Linked DNA regions of Mus musculus: regions 2, 3 and 4 are each linked to region 1. Evidence: chromatin loops called from intact Hi-C (ENCODE). Cell type or tissue: gastrocnemius. All regions are shown on one strand. Links, peaks and the distances in the headings refer to the core of each region. The heading gives the core; the rest is flanking DNA.

Region 1 (4,702 bases), core at 1,387-3,886:
ACTGGCTCCACACTTCCCATGCTTCTTATGTATAACTAAGTAGGGATGCTTTCCCACGTCATGAGTTCCCATGTGCAGTCCAGGCCTTACACACCCTACCCTGGCCCTCTCCCGGGCCTCATTCCCTTTCCTCAGATGTCTTAAATACATGGATCTGAAGGCAGAGGCAGTATGAAGTCATGCCCCAACCCCCCGACTTCTGCAGCTTTTCTTGGGACAAAGGGGGTTTCCCGAGCCGCCATACAAGCTTTAGCTATTAAGATCTATAAGTCCGTCACTCAGACAGCCGGCACCCATCCAGAAATGCAGGCGCCTGTTGCCCAGTGCATTCACTTTCTCTCTGCCAGCTGGCCCGGGGAGACTCGGTGTGCCAAGCAGGGAACGTGTGAATAGGATCCATCCATGCCCGCACATCCCCTGAGAAGTACAAGCCCTGTGACCAGAAGGGCCGAAAGCTAGCCCAGAGAAAAGAAGAACTTGCTGTGTCTCTAAAGAAAAATCCCTAAACAGAAATGCTCAAAATAGTAAAACCATCCCAAGAGTGTCCTGTGTTTTTGTTGTCATCCCCTGCCTTAGAAACTTCACCCACAGCTCCACGTGCTGTGGCTCTGAGCCAAGTGGGAAGAAATGACTGCACTTTCCAGGTCCTGGCTAGAGCGCCCTTTGAAAAATCAGTGCGGCCTTGATACCTTAAGAAACACTCCATAAAGATGCTTGCACTGAAATCCTTAAAGATCTTACTGTCTCGTTGCTGGAAGGAAGTTTACAAGTCCCTTTCTGATATCATATGCTGTTTATGCATACCTGATTGCTAATAAGCCAAGAAAAATATTGGAAGGATTGAAAGATATCTTGTCTTCACACCAAGTGGTATCACTTTAGGAGGCTTTTGACCCTGAACGAAGCCCTGTGTGATTCTAAGGGGACAATACTGAGTATCAGAGTGAGTCCCAGATTTATAGATTCTGTGCACTGGAACCCTCTGAAGAGGCCATTCTAGGCCAGCAGCCAGGAAGATTCCCGCTTGGTCCTCTAAGGTCTGAGTTCCGTCAGTACTGGGCTCTCTGGAGCCTATCCATCAACCGTTGTCTGGCAGCTGCCTGTAATGCTGGATTGTGAAACTGGGGGAATCAAATGGTTAATCATTTCCATTTACTTGATAGACGACTCTTTAAAATAACTCACCCAGACAGCTTTTCCATCAAAGACGGAAGAGGCTTGAGCACTTCGGGGGAAGAGCGCCTATAAGTACAACCCCAAGCTTCAGGCTACTAAGGAATGGAAGATGTGGGTCCCGACACTGTTTAGAAGAATCAGTTCATAGCACAGTCATTTTCCAGCTGGAGAAGTGTCCACCGGTTTGTGGATGGTTATGCCTGTAAGGAAATGACAGAACCTGAAAGGTCGGGGTGGAGGAGTAAGGGGTTGGGAAGGGGGGAGGTGTTCTACAAAGCTTAAAGCAGTTTGGTGTACTCTTAGGCCTCGGGGGAACCCTTCACAGATACCAGTCCTGTGCTTGGGTGACTCTCCCTCACACAGAGAGCCATTGCCTTAATGTCAGCATAGCATTGCTTGTTTAGAATGGCCACATATGAAAGGCAGATCTGAGTTTTGGGAAATGGGCACTGGAAGAGACGGGAGAGCAAACGTGTTCTCTCTGTACAACTTACAACCGGAGGGTGGGGCACGTGTCAGGAACCAGCTGTGGCAGGACACAGATGCCTAAGACGCCATAGTTCTACATCCTACTTGGCTGCTGTGCACAAGAGCGCTGAAAAGACCCGAAGAGGTGCATAATACATGATCCGGGAGATCATGGGAGATCACCATGTCACCACTGGCTTCCAGGAGCTCTCGATCTTGGTGGCAGGAGCCTGCCTTGTTTTAGCCAAGTTTCTGTACCTTTATAATCTGTAAGTGTGCTAGCAGAGCGTGTGCTTTCTGTCATCAGGTGACACAATTCAATGTGCACAAAGGGTCCCAGCGGATGAATGGTTTCACTTTCTAGAAGTACAAGGGCAGGTTACTTCTTTCTCCACTGGCTTCAGAGCTCTGCCTGGCTTGGGCTTGGCACCTTCTTCTGCCTTGGTACCTTGAAACCATGAAGAGACTTCCTCAAGCCTTCCCTAAGTCTTATGTCCCTTCTCCAACCATCTCTTTATCTTGCTCAGCTGAGCGAGTCTCAAGCTTCACTCCATAGCCTGAAACAATGCCTTCTGCTAATATGCCCTCCTCCCTGTCTGCCCACATTTGGGAATCTCAAATCGGAGTAGATCCCAATTCCCCAGCTCCATGGAGATGTTGGTAGCTATGGGACCCTTCTTTAAACAAGTCCTCGGTGGGGAGAGAGTGCCCTCTAGTGGGCATCAGCCAGGAGCGACTCTGGAGCTGTGTTGCTCAGCCAAGGACAAAACAATCCTTTGCACAGACCTCCCACTGGCTCTCTTGAATGTGCCTTTGGGTTTGGTTTGTTTTTCTCCTTGTGTGAAGAAAATAAATAAAGAATGAACAGCAGGAGGCCAGTTGTGAGGGCTGCTCCAATCAGGCTGTGACAGTCTCCTTATCGCTGGAGTTTTAGCACCGGATTAACCCTAGGGCAAGTGATAGCAGCTGATGTGACTTCAGGTGTTTTCTGAAGGCTGTGACAACCTCTGTATAAATCACTTACCTGTCGTGACTGGTCTCTGTCGTGATTGGAATGGGAGGCAGTGATTTGTGAGTAGGAAACCCCTTTAAGAATTATTAGCTAACAAGGATAAATATCTTGGTGTTATGTACAGCCAGTGGGGCTGTTGGGACCCTGTATGACCAGCATGCACAGGCAAGGGGACTCTTAAAGCTCAGTTTCAGGGAAAGCTGTTGGGCAGGAGAGGGAAAGGAAGGAGGGAGGGGGTGCTGGGCACCCATCAGGGAGGCGGGAACCTGATCATATGTGATGGCTGCAGGATTAGGTAACAGCTCGGCTGGTTGAAATTGGATCTTGGAGGACGAGTGTTAACATCTCTGGTGTCCCAGTGAAAGGTTCATTTGAGTCTTGCATGGTGCTAGAGAGATAAAAAGGAGCTTTTAAATAAGCATTTTGTATCCAGCTCACCAGAGTACTGACTTCAAGCCATAAATAGGAAGTGTCACTTCTGTTAGCCGTATCGCTTATTTCTTTAAAGCTGGCGGCATTTTTTTTTTAACTGACTAGCTGAACAATTTCCGGGTCAGTGAATCCAAATACCTCAGTTTGTTTGTTTTGTTGTTGTTGTTGTTGTACTAGTATCTTGAAATCTTGTCCTGGGAAGAAATACAGACCTGCAAGATTCTCTGCCTTTTTCAAACACACACGTGCACCCCAAGACCATCAGAGCAATCACCTCCTATGTACTATAGCACAACAAAGTGCTCCCCTATTTGTGCCTACTTCTTGCACATTGTCCAGTGTAGTTTACTTTCATGAGTAGAGTATAATTGAAATGGTGCAATGTGTGTGTGGACGGAGGACGGTTCTTCTGGGTTTCTTCTTCTTCTTCTTCTTCTTCTTCTTCTTCTTCTTCTTCTTCTTCTTCTTCTTCTTCTTCTTCTTCTTCTTCTTCTTTTCATTCTCTTATTTTCAAATCTCTGGTAGAACCTTTCTTTACATGTCTGTAAAGCAATTGTGATGAGTCTTGGCAAACCCAATCTCCTCTGAATGAGTATTCAATTAGAGCATTTACCATGTAAAAATTAAGCTCCTTTATTGTTGCCCACCCCACTTCTACCTGGGTAAATCTTTACCCACCCAGGAATCAGTGCATCCCAATGCACTGTCCGTGGAAACTTGCAGTCTGGGTAGGCAAGGACTGTTATACAATAGGCCACTACTGTCCTCTGCATTGCTCCTGCAGCACCCTGAGGGAGTTCCCTGCCTTATTGAAAATATCAAAAAAAAAAAAATCAAGGATAAGCACACTCTTCATTAGGTTGAGGAGAGTTGATAAAGAGGAACTTGGTTGTTTAAAAGCACCGAGGCACAGGCCTGACTGAAACCCAGAGAGGTAGAAAGAAAGAAATATCAGCCATATGGGAACCAGCAGTATGAACCTGTTCATGGTCACTTGCCTGAGTACCAGTCAGTCTATCTTTCTTCTTCCTCACAATTGCTTTTGCTGCATCTGGGAGTTTAGGAGGCCATCTTTGGCACCTGCTCTGTCGGAGGAGAGGAATACCTGACATTGCTTTGGGCAGGCATTGCCTGGGCGGGCAGCCGCCTACTGATGGGTAACATGTTCTTTTTGAATGTGCTGTCGTGGATGAGAAAGGATGATGGATATCTATCATCATGCCTTAGTGGCGGGCCATGTGCAAGGACCATAGGCTGCAGAGTCACCAGGAGACATCTTTGGTCGCATTACTGTCTTATTAAGCATCATGGGATTTTTTTTTTAATCCCAGGGAGTTTGATTTGGTTTCTTCTAAAGAAAGTACATTGGCTCTCTGAGTCAGAAGACTGGATTTAGAGACTGGTATAGTGAGACATATATTTATAATCCTAGCATACAGTAGAGGCCAAGTAGGGGTTTTATGAGCTTGAGGCCAGCATGGATGTGTATAGTAAGACCTTGTTGAATGAACAAATGAATGAATGAGGATTCAAATATCACCTCAGAATGGTATTAGATTGATCATCTTAAATAATCAATCTAAAACAACGTATTTCTAATAGCTCAGAGGTAAT
Region 2 (4,702 bases), core at 1,245-3,744, 120 kb after region 1:
CTTTGGAGAAACTGTAAATTTCAACCGTGGACTTACTGTGTGATAGCAATTTTTTTTTGTGTGTGGGCTTCTATTTGAATATTTTTCCAGAAACTTCCAATGGTAACAGTTACCTTAATAAATCTTCTCACAATTGTAAGGCATGTTGATGTGTCTGTAGTCCCAGGACTCTGAAGATGGAGGTATGAACATTACAGGTTCCAGGTTATCCTGGGCTGCATAGTTAAACCTTGTGGATGATGATGACAATGACGAAGAGGAAGAGGATGATAATGATGATTTTCCAAAAGAAAATGTTTAGCAGGTTAGGTACCTGCTGTTACCTCCATGCTCCAGAGCTTCTACATTAACCGGGTTGTATGCTGGCATATCTCAACAAATGGATGGCCTCGTGCCCAGGCTCAAGAAAAGACATGACAATCAACACAATTCTGTACTCACAGGAGAGAACAGACTAAGAGAGAGACCTGACAGTCTATGCATTCTCTATGACTTGAGTCCAATCTTCACACTCTCAGCTACACAGTGAGGGAATTGGAGCTCCATAATCCATGGCTTGCTACCCGCAGGCACTGACCTGAAAGCAGGCAGAAGATAGGGTCTCATTTTGCAGGCAGGAGTCCCCTCTTTCCAGGTGGTTGCAGATGATGTAGCTGATGGAGTGTGGGTGGCTGTTCTCAGAGGCTAAGGCTGTGGGAATAATGGACGGAGGTCCTGTAGGCTTGGCCTGGGCCCTGCCTGTTTGTCAAGCACTGGCTAGGGACAGCATTCACGTTAGTGATTCAGCTGGAGCCAGGCTGGCAGCTGAGCATTTTGGAGAGCCTGCCTGTCAGTCAAGGCTTACACTCAGCCCTTAATGGCTCTTCCCTTGTCGTTTGCCTGGTGTCGCTTTTATCTTAAGTGAATTTAACAATGGTGAAAGGTGCCAGTCTGAGGTCCCCAGAGAGGAGCTTTGCTGGGAGAACAGTTGCAATGAAAAGTCCCTTCCATCAAATCATCCCTGCTGCTCCACCTGGAGAGTAAGTCACCCCGTGGCTGCAGGGACACCCTGGAGGCTGGGCTGAGCTTTGCCCAGCTTTTCCCCTGCTCAGAGGGCATCCTTTAGGACAGGCAGCTACATGCAGGTCTGCAAAACTGGAGACATCTTGCAACTGCTTTTCCCCTAATATTTACACCCAGAAGCGTTTCTTAAGGAATTTAATCACAGTGTTTTGGGTTAATTTATAGTTACCCAGTCAAAGGATTCTTTCCAATGAGTCGCCCAAGAGAATTTGTTAGATTTATAAACACAGTTACGTCTTTAAGGACTTTTTCCCCCTACTGGTCAGGTTCAAAATAATGAATAAGCCACCTATGAACAAGAGACAGATTTAAGTTTTTAATCTAGTGAAGTTCATGAGAGGTGTAGTCCTCCCAAATGAGTCACTGGAGGGTGAAAAAGGGCTTCAGTTTACCCAGTTGGGCCTGAGAATAAAGGTGGTGGTGTAAAGTGAGCTAGCAGGAAAGAGAACAAGGGGAATCGAGGCAATGGGATAATAAAGAACACCTGCAGACACAATGTGTGCAGCTGCAGACATGATGTGTTCAACTGCAGGCACAATGAATGCAACTGCAGGCTTCGCCTCATCCCCAGATCGGTCGCTCTGTGTTCTTGCAATTAGAATGGGAGTTTGAAGTCACCAGGGAAGTAGTTTCCCATGTAATCAGTGACTAAAGCTCAAAGTTAAGATTATCCAGTTCACAGAGATAATAGCTGTGCATCTAGACTGAACCGCTCTGCATCGAAATCCAAGCCAGCAATAGTCAAATGAAGTGGGGCCAGAAAGAAGCCAATAGCCACACCCACCAGTGTGTGTGGTATGGTAGATGTGTGTGTATAGTGTATGTAGTATGAACGGTATGTATATATGTGGTGTGTGTGCATGTGTGTGTGTGGTGAGTGGTGTATGTGTGGTGTGTGTGTTGTATGCATGTTTTCTTACATATATGGGTGGTATACATATGTGAATGGTGTGTATATATGTATGTGATGTATATATGTATGTATGTGAGCATGTGTAATATATATGTTTGTGTGTGTATGTAGTATGTGTATGGTGTGGTGTGTGTGGTATGGTATGTATGTTTAGTGTGTGTATGTGTGTATGCAGTATGTGTGACAGTGTGTATTGAATGTTGTGTTGTGTGTGGTTTATGTGGTATGTGTATGTATTGTGTTTTGATATATGTGTATATATGTATGGAATTATGGAATATGTAGTAAGGTGTGTGTGTGTGTGTGTGTGTGTGTGTGTGTGTGTTGACAGAACACATCTCCAAGAACATCCTATTGCTTACCACTTGAAACAGTAGGACCTGCCTGCTGGAGGCTAACTTCCCTTGTGTTCAGTTCATGAAGTGCTGAGGACCTCTGATGGCGGGACTGATGTACTTGATATGAAGCAAGGAAGGCAGTGTCAGCAGTCTATGTGGAGTGTGCTATATCCAGCAGTGTTGCTCTCAGTGCGGCTTTTTACAGATAACTATAGTCATTGCCAGGATTTAAGGGCACTCCCAGGGACCAGAGTACTTCTTTCTTATTTATTTAAATGTACACACATTTGCCACTCAAGTTTTTTCAAATAAGGCCTTTCTCTGAGTTGCAATGTCTAAGTTCCAAAAGGAAGACACAGAGTTCCAAAACGATGCTTAAATGGTGCAAACAGGTTGTGTGGAGTCTGTAAGGACCTTGACCTCAAACCCCATGGCTCTAGGGGAAAGCAGTTCACAGGTCATCTTGAGGAAAGAGATGCCAAAGGTGACAGAAGTCAGAGGGACTGTGACAGAGGCCAGACAGGAGCTTTCCCATGGATTAGTACTATCTCCAGGCACTGAGGTCTAGAAAGACTCCTGGGAACCAGGGCTGGTATATAGATCAGGACCAAAGGATCAGAGGGAGGGGATGACTCCAAGTGGGTAGTAGCAGAGGACCACGGACAGATGAGTCCAGACCTGACTAGCTACCCCGACATCCACAGCCAGTAATGCACCCCTGTGTTTCCCATCTGCATTGTGTCTGTGCTTCATCCCCTTTCTAAAACCCTCAGTCTTCCAAGCCCATTTCCACAGACTGAAAATGCCTTTCGTTTATACTGTCAGAGCATCCTCCATAATATAAACAGATACTGCGTTCTCTTCGCTGATCCACTTACCACATAGGTGCGGCTCCCTTTCTATTCACATCACAGTTACCTAGCAGTTCTCAGGAGGCTAGAGATTCTCGGGGTGAACAAGAGCCTCTAGTTAAAGCCTTCTCTATGTATCAATAGCATTACCTTTCCAGAATCCCTGATTCAGTGTCCTCTACTTTAGCCCCCAAATCTTCCTCCACTCTTAGTATAGGACTTAGACTAAGTACAATAAGTCCCTTGTTTGTACTGAGTTCAGGCCATGGAAAGCATCGATCAGGACCCCAGCATTTCCTAAGCTCTTTAAAATAGAATCCTCATGCCTCTAAGCCCTTTCATGAAAGAAAGATCCTTGCCACCCACGTGTTGGCTTCCTGAGAGCATCTAGCAATTATATAGTCTGGATGAATCTTGGTGAGCACCCAGGCATACAATGTGTGGTGGCAGAGACCTGCACTCTTCCAGGATCCCCACAAACAAGAGATTAAAAGGCAGAAGATGAATGGCCTCTGCCTCAGAAACAGCTGCTGCTGCTCCAGCATCTGCATGGCCAGTTGATTTAGAGATTTGTGAAGAGAGCCTCTGAGCCCCAGGCTCCTGCCAAGTGGCTCACCAGGAGCATCCCCGTGGCAGGAATTATCGCTCCACACCAGGTGCTGCAGGACAAATACCTTGGAGCTAGGAGATGAAATACACCTGCTGCTGGAGAGTCCTGCAGAGACCCGGGCACAGCCCCGAATGGCAAGGTCATCCTGCCCTGAATGTCATTCATAGTGACTCCAAGATAAGTCAGTAGCACTCATCAAAGACTGTTCCAGAGGGATGTGCCAGGGCCCTGCTTTTGATGAAAGGTCCTGGTGGTATTGCCAGTTCTCTATTATTGATGTCACGATGCCTGCAGATGCAGGTGGGTACCAGTCAATCCAAACAATAGAAAATAAAACCATGTCCTCCTAACTATGAATGATGGCAGGAGCCTTTCCCCTAAGCACGGCTTCGCAGATATTTTAAGTACTAACTTACTAGCTATAGGTCAGCCCCTCCAATAAAAATTAATGTCCTAGGCACTAGGGAGATATCTTAAAGGGTAAAATGCTTACCTCATAAGAACCAGGTACTGAGTTTGATTCTTAGCACTGATATAAAGAGCCACCTGTAGTGTCGTGTGTGCTTGTTGATCATAATGTGGGGAACTCTAGGTCTCAGTGAGAAGCCCTATTTCAAGAAACAAGGTGGGTGTCTCCTGAGGAACATTATATAGGGTTGACCCTAGTCTCCAAAGGCATGTCCATTAACTCCCTCACACAAGCAAGTATGCACACACACACACACACACACACACACACACACACACGTATGTATGTATGTTTAGGCACATATACACACAAACCACTGTTTTAAAAAATCTGGTATGATCACATATATTTGGGAAACTCTGGGTTTTGAAACCATGAAACACATCTCTTTGTGCAAGACTGTTCAAAACGTTTACTCTGCTGAAATTTTACTATGCACTGGAATTTTCCAAAGGGGAA
Region 3 (4,702 bases), core at 965-3,464, 540 kb before region 1:
GATTCTTTTGGAATCTTGGAGTGCTGCCTCACTGTGTCTGCTTGATCCGTTTTACCACTTTGTGACCCCCAGAAGCGTTACATTCCAGAACGATCAAACACATGCCTGTAGCTAAACTACACATTGACTCTTGGATCTTTAGGGCAACTTATGGGAATTCAAGAGAAAGAGAATTTAGACACTAATTTTTTTTTCAAAACGCCTGGCTGCTTATAATATCGAGACCCAGTAAGGACCATCAACCTAACCATGATCCTTCATGTAGACACAATTCACCAGAGGTTTCAACTGCAGATTTCAATCCAGTCATCTTCGTGGGCCCTAAGTGTGTATATTTGTACAGTTTCTAGATGGGACTGAAGGTAATTACAAGCAACTGGGTCATGTTTTATGTATCAAGTCTCTCACCCATTATTTCAAACCCAATAGGGCATCTTCTGTGAACACTTGCCTTATGTTTCCAGGCAGAATCAAGCCCCCTGCTGCTTCTGTGTTCTCACACTCTGGCTATGGTCTTATCCAGTCCTTTAATTATTCATTGGCTTGCCTGCCTTTCTCCACACACAGAAACACATGCCATACATTGCAAGCACTTTAGGGACAGAGGCTACAGAACCTTCATTCATTCAAGAAAAGGAAACAGAGAGGTGATTTAAGAATTTGACTGTTCTTATTCACTTCTGTCTATTCTTCAGCAAGGTATATATTTGGTAACAGCAAAATTCCTTACGGTAGTTCTATGAATTTTACTGATTCTATGTGTTTATCATCTAAATGAGACTGAAAGCATTTTTTAACTAAGAAATTGTTCAGTTACCTACCAATGAACAAATCACAAACTTTCACATATTAAAAATAAATAATTAAGTAAACAAACAGTATTGTTTTGTATAATTAAAGGTCCTGAAGTTGGCATCAGGTCAATAACAATGTTGCTATGGAGTCCTTTCCCTGGTGAGAGCACAGATTTTACTTTAGTGGCAATAATTGTGCTTCCGTATCCTCCCATTACATAGTGACAGTCATAAGACCTTTGCTGTCTCCAGGTTTTCAAAAGTGAATCTATACTGATAAGTGCCTCTTAATGAAGGTTATCATGTTATCTACGTGAATTTTAAAAAGGCAGCCCCTTCACAATAGTGCCAGAATAAAGCCTCTCTCCCTCTCCCTCTCCCTCTCCCTCCCTCTCCCTCTCTCTCTCCCTCCCCCTCTCCCTCTCCCTCTCCCTCTCCCTCCCCTCCCCCTCCCCCTCCCCCTCTCCCTCTCCCTCTCCCTCTCCCTCTCCCTCTCCCTCTCCTTCTCCCTCTCTGTCTCTCTCTGTCTTCCTCCCCCTCTGATAACTCTGTCTTTAAAAAAAAGTCAGATTCAACTGCTATCTACTTTTATTTGTTTATTTTTCTGAAGCAGGGGCTCATTTAGTTCTGGCTGGCTTTGAACTTGCTAAGCAGCAAACCCTGATCTTGAACTCCTGATCCTCCTAATTTTACCTTTCATATGATGGGGCATCAAATCCTGCCATTTATTTTAATAATTTTATAAAGGTCGAGCTTCTGGGAGAAATTTTCCACATTAAAAAAAAAAAAACATTTTTTTTCTCAAATCCTGCCAGAATTCTAAAATTCCAACAGGAGTCTCTAAAATTCCTTTGTGTATTAAAGTATGAATCTTACCCAAGGAGATTAGTGTAGATCTTAATGGATACCTACTTGTGGTTTCATTTGAGTTTGTTAATTTCACATGGGTACATGGAATTTTGAAGGAAGGAAACTACAACATATTCTTTTAGATTCAAATGGAGTGTCCTGCAATTCTACCTATCCCTTGAAAAGAAAAAGAAAGTCAAGAAGAGGAAAAGGCCTTCCAGGAAAAGTATGATTCTCTCTGGAGGAAGCTGGGGGCCACCGGGAGGCTCTCTTAGCCAAGCTGAGCAGCCCTGGAGGAAGCAGTAATTGGACTTGCCCTTTCTTGGACTGAGGTTTTCTTGCTGGAAATCTACTTGTCCCATGATGATCAGAGAGCAAGGCAGCACATTCTGGTATTACGAAGCCATGAGACCCAGAGCTTACACTCATTGTGGAGAGAAGTGACTTAGTGTTTTCCACCTTACTCTGCTGAAGTACCTTTTCTCCTGGCGTTTCACTCATTTTTTTAACTTACTGTGGGTCTCCCCTACTTTACCATCAAGAAAATCTCCATGGGGAAAAAAAAGAAATGTCACCTGAGCTTTACACAGAGAGAAGTGTGTGTGTGTGTGTGTGTGTGTGTGTGTGTGTGTGTGTATTCTTGCTGAATCACCTGTCCTGAAGAGGAACTGGTAGCACACTCTTTCAGAAGCTTTACTTTTAATCCACCATTAATTCCTGTTTGGAACCTGACTTAATCTCACTATGATTCTCCACACACACAACTTAACCAACACTGTGTCTCATTTGGTTTTGCTCCTGTAGTGAGACGCTACCAGGATGAAACAGAAGCAAGATATCTGCAGTGATTTCTGTAGACTTTCCCTCTGCTGACAACTCACAACTCTGATTAGTGATAGAACCCCAAGACCAGAGAGACAGGAGTTCTCCCTCTGCCAGATTAAACGTTCTCTCTCTCTCTCTCTGACTGTGTGTGTGTGTCCGTGTCTGTGTGTCTGTCTCTGTGTGCGTGTCTGTTTGTCTGTGTGTGTGTGTCTGTGTCTCAGGAAGTAGTGGTGGGCACACTAGTACCTTACTTTGGAGTATCAGTAGATTTCTTTCTTTCATCTAGGTTGAGAACAAATGGCAAAAAGAAAGAATGGTATCATGATCCCTCCTCCTGAGTAACAAAGCAGGATTCTTCTTTTCTTAGGAAGTAGAGATAGTCAACTCTGGCCCCAAGCGTCTACAAACGAAAGCACTGGCAAAGGTGGGTTGGGTCCCAACTACAGCCCCTTAGACTTAAATGTGCTGTTTTAACCATGCCACATTTGACTATACTTGTTTCATTTGATGACAAAGACATTTGATTTCGCAAACCCTGATATTCTGTGCCCACCTTTAATCCTGGTACTCAGGAGGTGGAAGCAGGCAGATCTCTGAGTTTGAGACCTACAAAGAGTCTAAAACAAACAAACATACTAAGTTTCTGGGTTAATATCCACTTATCAGTGAGTACATTTCATTTGAGTTCTTTTGTGATTGGATTACTTCACTCAGGATGATGCCCTCCAGGTCCAACCATTTGCCTAGGAATTTCATGAATTCATTCTTTTTAATAGCTGAGTAGTACTCCATTGTGTAAATGTACCACATTTTTTGTATCCATTCCTCTGTTAAAGGACATCTGGGTTCTTTCCAGCTTCTGGCTATTATAAATAAGGCTGCTATGAACATAGTGGAGCATGTGTCCTTCTTACCGGTTGGGACATCTTCTGGATATATGCCCAGGAGAGGTATTGCGGAATCCTCCGGTAGTACTATGTCCAATTCAGAGACAAAGTTTGGAGCTGTGACAAAAGGATGGTCCATCTAGAGACTGCCATATCCAGGGATCCATCCCATAATTAGCCTCCAAGCGATGACACCATTGCATACACTAGAAGCCTTTGTTGCAAGGACGGTGATATAGCTGTCCCTTGTGAGACTAGGCCGGGGCCTAGCAAACACAGAAGTGGATGCTCACAGTCAACTATTGGATGGATCACAGGGCCCCCAATGGAGGAGCTAGAGAAAGTATCCAAGGAGCTAAAGAGATCTGCAACCCTATAGGTGGAACAACATTATGAACTAACCAGTACCCCAGAGCTCTTGACTCTAGCTGCATATGTATCAAAAGATGACCTAGTCGGCCATCACTGGAAAGAGAGGCCCATTGGTCAGGCAAACGTTATATGCCCCAGTACAGGGGAATGCCAGGGCCAAAAAAATGGGAATGGGTGGGTAGGGGAGTGTGTGTAGGGGGGAACTTTTGGGATAGCATTGGAAATGTAATTGAAGAAAATACGTAATAAGAAAAAATAAAGTATACAATATATCATAACAGATTTTTAAAAATAAAACAAACAAACAAACAAACAAACAATAACAACTAAACAATGTAGAGAGGAATGATCCAAGGTAAGTGATGGAGTTCTGCTCCTAGAGACATCCAGGGCTCAGTTTCTTTTTTTCTTATTCTAAATATGTCCTAGATCAGCAACATCAGCATCAGCAGGGACCATGTCAGAAACATAGAACAAAGTCCCCAGCAGAATTCTGACTCAGAACTCATATCCCAAAGCTGCATGGCTATCTGTGTAGTCCTGATTTTAGATAGTTAAGATTTGCATAATTAGCATTGGCCTTTGTTGGGCTAGAGAACTGGCTTGGTGATTAATAGCACTTCTGGCTCTTTGAGAGGATGGGGGGTTCAATTTTCAGCACCAAAGGGCAACTCACAACCATCTGCAACTCCAGTTACAGGGGATCCAATTTCATTTTCTGGCCTTTACAAACACACATGTGAAACACAGACATACATGCAGGAATAATATCCACAGGCATAAAATAAAAAATCAGTAAATCTAAAAAGGAAACAACTAAATTGGCCCTTTGGCGTAACACCTAAGGAAATGGAAAAGGAGAGAGGAAATGAAGAGTAGGTAATTCAATTTTTGCTATTGTATAGTAATTTTTATCAATTTCAAATAAGCATAGAAAATAATGGGCTTCAGACAGGTGCATTATTGTGCTCTGCT
Region 4 (4,702 bases), core at 1,112-3,611, 270 kb before region 1:
GGCATTTTCTTAAAAGCGATTCATGCGGGAGGACCCAGCCTATTGTGGCGGTGCCCTGCCTAAGCTGGGGGTTCTGGGTTCTGTAAGAAAGCAGGCTGAGCAAGTCAAGAGGAGCAAGCCAGTAAGCTGCGCCCCTCCATAACCTCTACAGCAGCTCCTGCCTCCAGATTCCAGCCCTGTTTGAGTTCCTGTCCTGCCGTCCTCCAAGTGTAAGCTGAATCAGCCCTTTCCTCCCCAGTTTTCTTTTTTGGTCATGGTGTTTTCATCACAACAATAGAAACCCTAAGACAAGGGATGAAGACAACATTTGACGTATCCACTGGCTCATGTCAATGGCTTCTGCAACTCCATAGGCCTGGATTTGAAGTCAGGTTGCTTTCTTGCTCCAAGTACATACACTTCTTCCAATCTTTCCTCCAATAGGGGATAGAGCTCAATCCAAAACTGTAGACCCAGCTACTTCTCATTATCCACCTTCAATATTGACTCCAAGCCACTCTGTCCCTCACATGCACTATGACCACAGCTTTGCGCTCGTCTCTTCCCTTCACTTTTCTGTTCCACGTTGCTCACCTGATCCCAAACTGTCGGTGAGGTCCAAGTGACAGGACTCCAAATGCAGAATCCTTAGCATCACTTATGACATGTCCCTTTGGGAAAGCTAACCCTCAGATTTATCTTCTAGAATTTTCTTCTTTCTCCTCTGCATTTCTGTAAGCTTTCCTGCTCACCTGCCAAACCGCTCATCTCTGAAGAAGGCTGGCCCTTGTGCAGCCCAGACAAACTGACCCTCAAGATGAGCCAAACATGGAGTAACCGCATCTCCTCTGAGCCCTGATATGACGAAGAAGCTTGCTCCTCATCTTGGTAAATAGTTTTAAGTGTGACCAATGCCACCCTTAAGGCAGATCAGAGATGGCTCTGTGCCTCAGCTGCAGGGCACAGAGGTTTCATGGAAGACTGACTTTTCCATCCAGCGATCATAAGAATTGTCTTCCTCAGCAGCGTCTCTTACATATTCTCTCTGCTCTGGTTTTACAGAGTGTGGTCTTATCTGTATCGCCATAGACACCTGATGTAGTCCTGTTTCTTTGATCCCTTCTCCTTAGCTGATAGGTGGAGACTCTCCGGGAAGAAAAATGCTATCCTAGCTTAGGATTCCAGACTTTAGAAAATCACAGTGTGATTCTGTCAGTCTTCCCACCAGACCTTGAGTGTTGTTATCTCAAGGTTCAGGGGAAACAACGATGCCTGTAGAATAGAGCAAGTACTGGATTCAAGAACTCAGATTCAAGCTCAGACCTAAATGTTGTCCCCTAAAACGAAAAATCACTCTTAACCTTTTGGATACGTATAAATTTTTATCTATTTATTTACTGCCACTGAAAACCTCTCAGAGAAGAACTCAAGTTTGGTCAATCAATCCAAGTTAATCACTTTGACACAGAATCCTGGGAATCAAGCAAACAGTTGTTAAATTAGAAGACTGTAGGAAAGAAATCACAAGAAAATCTAGAAGAGCCCATAACTATTGCAATATAAATTAAAACAAACCTTGCCCTGCGCTGATCTCAGAGTGGCGTTTTGAGGATGAAATCATTGAACTCCACAAGCTTCACCTTTCTTGAACGTGAATCATCTCCACACATCTCTAAGCACCTGCCACGTACCATTATTTCCACACAGCAGAGAAAGAAATCGAGGTATCTTACAGAGGTAGGGTGCCTAACTTGCAGCCACACAGCACATTGTGGGAAAAATTAGAATCAGAATCCCAGCCAACTAATCTGTGGTTATGGAATCAATCTGCCAAATGAAGCAAGATGTAATTAAATAAACGCCTATGCACATGGCACGGTGCATTTAGTAGGCGCTCAATAAATTTCACAGAATGAGTGGAAACAAAACGCAAAACAAATATGCTACTATATGATCCCAACCTGTGCACCACAGTGAGTCCCTAAAGAAAGCCGGTCAAAAAAGCACACACAGGAAAAAGCAAGAAGGCTGTGATCTATATCTATGTCAGTTCTGTTTCCTTTCCTGAGGACAGGATCAGATTGCCCGTCAATCTGAGTGGACGCCTCATCTGCTCAGCTATCCAACAAAACTTAGACAACTGAGCCTTTCTTATGACATGTTAAGGGCCAGTTACCTCTCTCTCCAGAAATTTCAGGACAGTAAGAGGGGATAGTTATCAGACCGGAAGGAATAGGACCTTGTAAACCCAGGTGTCACACACAGATTGTGTCTTTTGGGATTTCTAGTAGCCAGTTTGGTGTTTTGCTATATTTTAATGGCTGCTTGAACCTATACAGCGATTGCTATTAGTTGTATTTAAAATAGTCAGTTCGTTGTGGAACAGACAGAAAATAATGCACTCTGTGTGTTTCCTGGGGATATATGATGGTGACACATGCCACACGCCCATAAAAAAACTTCTTACTAATACCATGAAATTTGGGGACCATCTTATAATAATCTTTAAACAAACATTGGGGATAATCTCTTTTTGGACATGGCTATGGAGTGAAAACGAACTGTTCTTTCTGTCTAGTGTTTTGAATGATTGGTCCCCAGTAGGTGGCACAATTTGGGGAGGTTGTTGAAGTGTCAGGAGTTTGGCTTAGATTGAGGAAGTTGATCTCACAAGGGGCAGGCCCTTGGAGATGTAGATTATGCCTGGCTGTTTCCTGCCTGGTCTCTACTTCACAGTCAGCCATGAGTGACCAGCGGTCCTCCACTGCACACCCCTGCCTCCAGGACATTTAGCACAAGCACATAGAACCAAGCAACTGTGGTCCAAATCCTCTGAAACAGAATGAAAATAAATGTCTATTTCCTTGAGCTTTCTGTCAGGTATTGGTGACTGTGCTGGAGAAGTAACAAATAGGCACATTTTCAACTTCCTGTCCCCCTTTCCTAGAAAGCATGGTCTTTGAGGGCTTCCACAGCATAATATAGAATGGCGCTCACTTCTTCAGCCAGGAAGAGAGCAGTTGACCAGGAAACATAGAGCCTTGGAACTAAAACATGTTCGGTGAGCCATGGGCAAAGACGTACTCAGCTGCTCTTCTCTGAGGACAAACTTGACTCTCTCTTGCTGAATTCTGGGGAACATTCTACAGTAAGCACTTCCCCTTAGAGCTGCGTGGAGTCAAAAAAAAAAAACAGCCATTAAAAATATGTATATAGTCAGGCAATGGTGGTGCAAGCGATTAATCCCAACACTCAGGAAGCAGAGACAGGAGGATCTGTGGGAGTTCGAGGCCAGCCTCAGCTACAGAGCAAGTTCCAGGACAGCCAAGGATATACAGAGAAATCCTATCTCAAAAAGCAACCACAAAACAAAAACAAACAAAAATTTATTTACCCAACTATTCCAACTATTTTTCTCTGGGTATGGTGTTTGCATATGTGTATATATAGTGGGAGGATATATAAGGCGGGTATGTGGTTTGCATATGTTTATATACAGTTGCATGTGGATGTTTGTGCAAGCATGTAGAATTCTTCCAGAGGTCTGTATCAGATCTTTCTTAATCTTCCATTTTTGTTGTTGTTGTTGTTTTTGTTGTTATTATTATTTAAGACAAAGTTTTTCATGTAGCCATGGCTGTCCTGGAACTCTCTCTGTGTAGACTAGATTGGCCTTGCATTTACAGAGATTTGCCTACCACTGCTTCCCTCATGCTGGACTTGAAGATGTGTGCTACCACGGCCTGGCTCCTTGTTTGTTTGTTTGTTTGTTTGTTTAGCTTGTTTTATATTGTTCATTGTTATTGTTGTTTTCACACAGGATCTCCCAAAGGACCTGGAGCTCACCAGCTAGGTTGGCTGACTTTGGAGTACTATCTGCCTCTGCCTCCCCCACACCGACATTACATGCCACCATGCTGATTTTTTATATGGCTGCTCAGGTCTTCAAGATTACACAACAGGTACTTTACCAACTCTCTCTCTCTCTCTCTCTCTCTCTCTCTCTCTCTCTCTCTCTCTCTCTCTAGCCCTGATAACAATAACAACATTTATAAAACCATTCATTTGGATGTTAAACAGAAAAATCTTACTTTGTTGGGTACTTATTGGAAGATTTGAGGAGATTTTTCTATCTGGCTTTACACTTTCATAATCAAACTCATTGCAGTTAGTTGATTTGGGATGTATTGGATGAGCAGGAAACACACATCAGGAAGAATTAAACACAGCATGGACAGTCTGAAAACACAACCACGACAAAAACCCTGTTTTTCGACTGAAGGCTGGCATTTTGTGATCTTTTGAAATCTCATTTCAAGAAGATTAATTTATTGGGGGATTTCCTGACTCTTAAAGAGAAGCCATAATATCTTCAGAGACATGTTGTCTTTCAGGCCTCTCCCTGCCAAGCAGGTGCCTGAAACCTGTCCTTCATGAGAGTAGCCAGCAAAGCAAAGGCCTGGGAGCCCTACAGAAGGACACAGAGCCCAGGCATGCATGGCTCAAGTCCACGTAGACAGCAGCCTATTTTTAATCAAGCAGCAAGGGGCTAAGGACTGTGTGATTCTGATTCTATTTATGGAAATGTGCTACATCAGCCTGAAAAGGAGGCTAAGATTGCTGCTCTGGTCCTGTCCCGCTCTTGGTACTCAAGGGGCTAGATAACCTATTCAGTCTCCCCTTCCCGGTTTCCTCAGCCACTTCAGCAACTGCCTTCCCAACC

What was found. Peaks named below come from ENCODE experiments on the same cell type or tissue, not always from the same donor. Only the 100,000 strongest peaks of a DNase experiment are listed, where the experiment ranks them.
Region 2: it touches region 1 in a loop (3-fold over the local background); 8 of 42 quality-filtered maps call a loop at or near these places.
Region 3: it touches region 1 in a loop (5-fold over the local background); 2 of 42 quality-filtered maps call a loop at or near these places.
Region 4: it touches region 1 in a loop (2.5-fold over the local background); 4 of 42 quality-filtered maps call a loop at or near these places.

The regions. Positions count from the first base shown.
Region 1 is chr1:168,211,987-168,216,688 of GRCm38, reverse strand. All of the region lies in intron 2 of Pbx1 (pre B cell leukemia homeobox 1), which reads left to right. Among named protein-coding and RNA genes, the nearest start is that of Gm51671, 130 kb to the left of the region's middle. In gastrocnemius, for the core only: no CTCF peak of the experiment used is centred there; a DNase peak (open chromatin) is centred at 2,359; H3K4me3 peaks cover 1,214 bases; H3K27ac peaks cover 2,087 bases.
Region 2 is chr1:168,090,959-168,095,660 of GRCm38, reverse strand. No RefSeq gene overlaps it. Among named protein-coding and RNA genes, the nearest start is that of Gm51671, 250 kb to the left of the region's middle. In gastrocnemius, for the core only: a CTCF peak has its summit at 2,414; a DNase peak (open chromatin) is centred at 2,404.
Region 3 is chr1:168,756,248-168,760,949 of GRCm38, reverse strand. No RefSeq gene overlaps it. Among named protein-coding and RNA genes, the nearest start is that of Gm34320, 27 kb to the right of the region's middle. In gastrocnemius, for the core only: a CTCF peak has its summit at 1,911; no DNase peak of the experiment used is centred there.
Region 4 is chr1:168,476,952-168,481,653 of GRCm38, reverse strand. It overlaps Gm39696 (a long non-coding RNA gene), which reads left to right. Exons shown (of 3, transcript XR_865718.1): 2 at 3,800-3,941. Among named protein-coding and RNA genes, the nearest start is that of Mir6348, 11 kb to the left of the region's middle. In gastrocnemius, for the core only: a CTCF peak has its summit at 2,553 (motif pointing right); no DNase peak of the experiment used is centred there.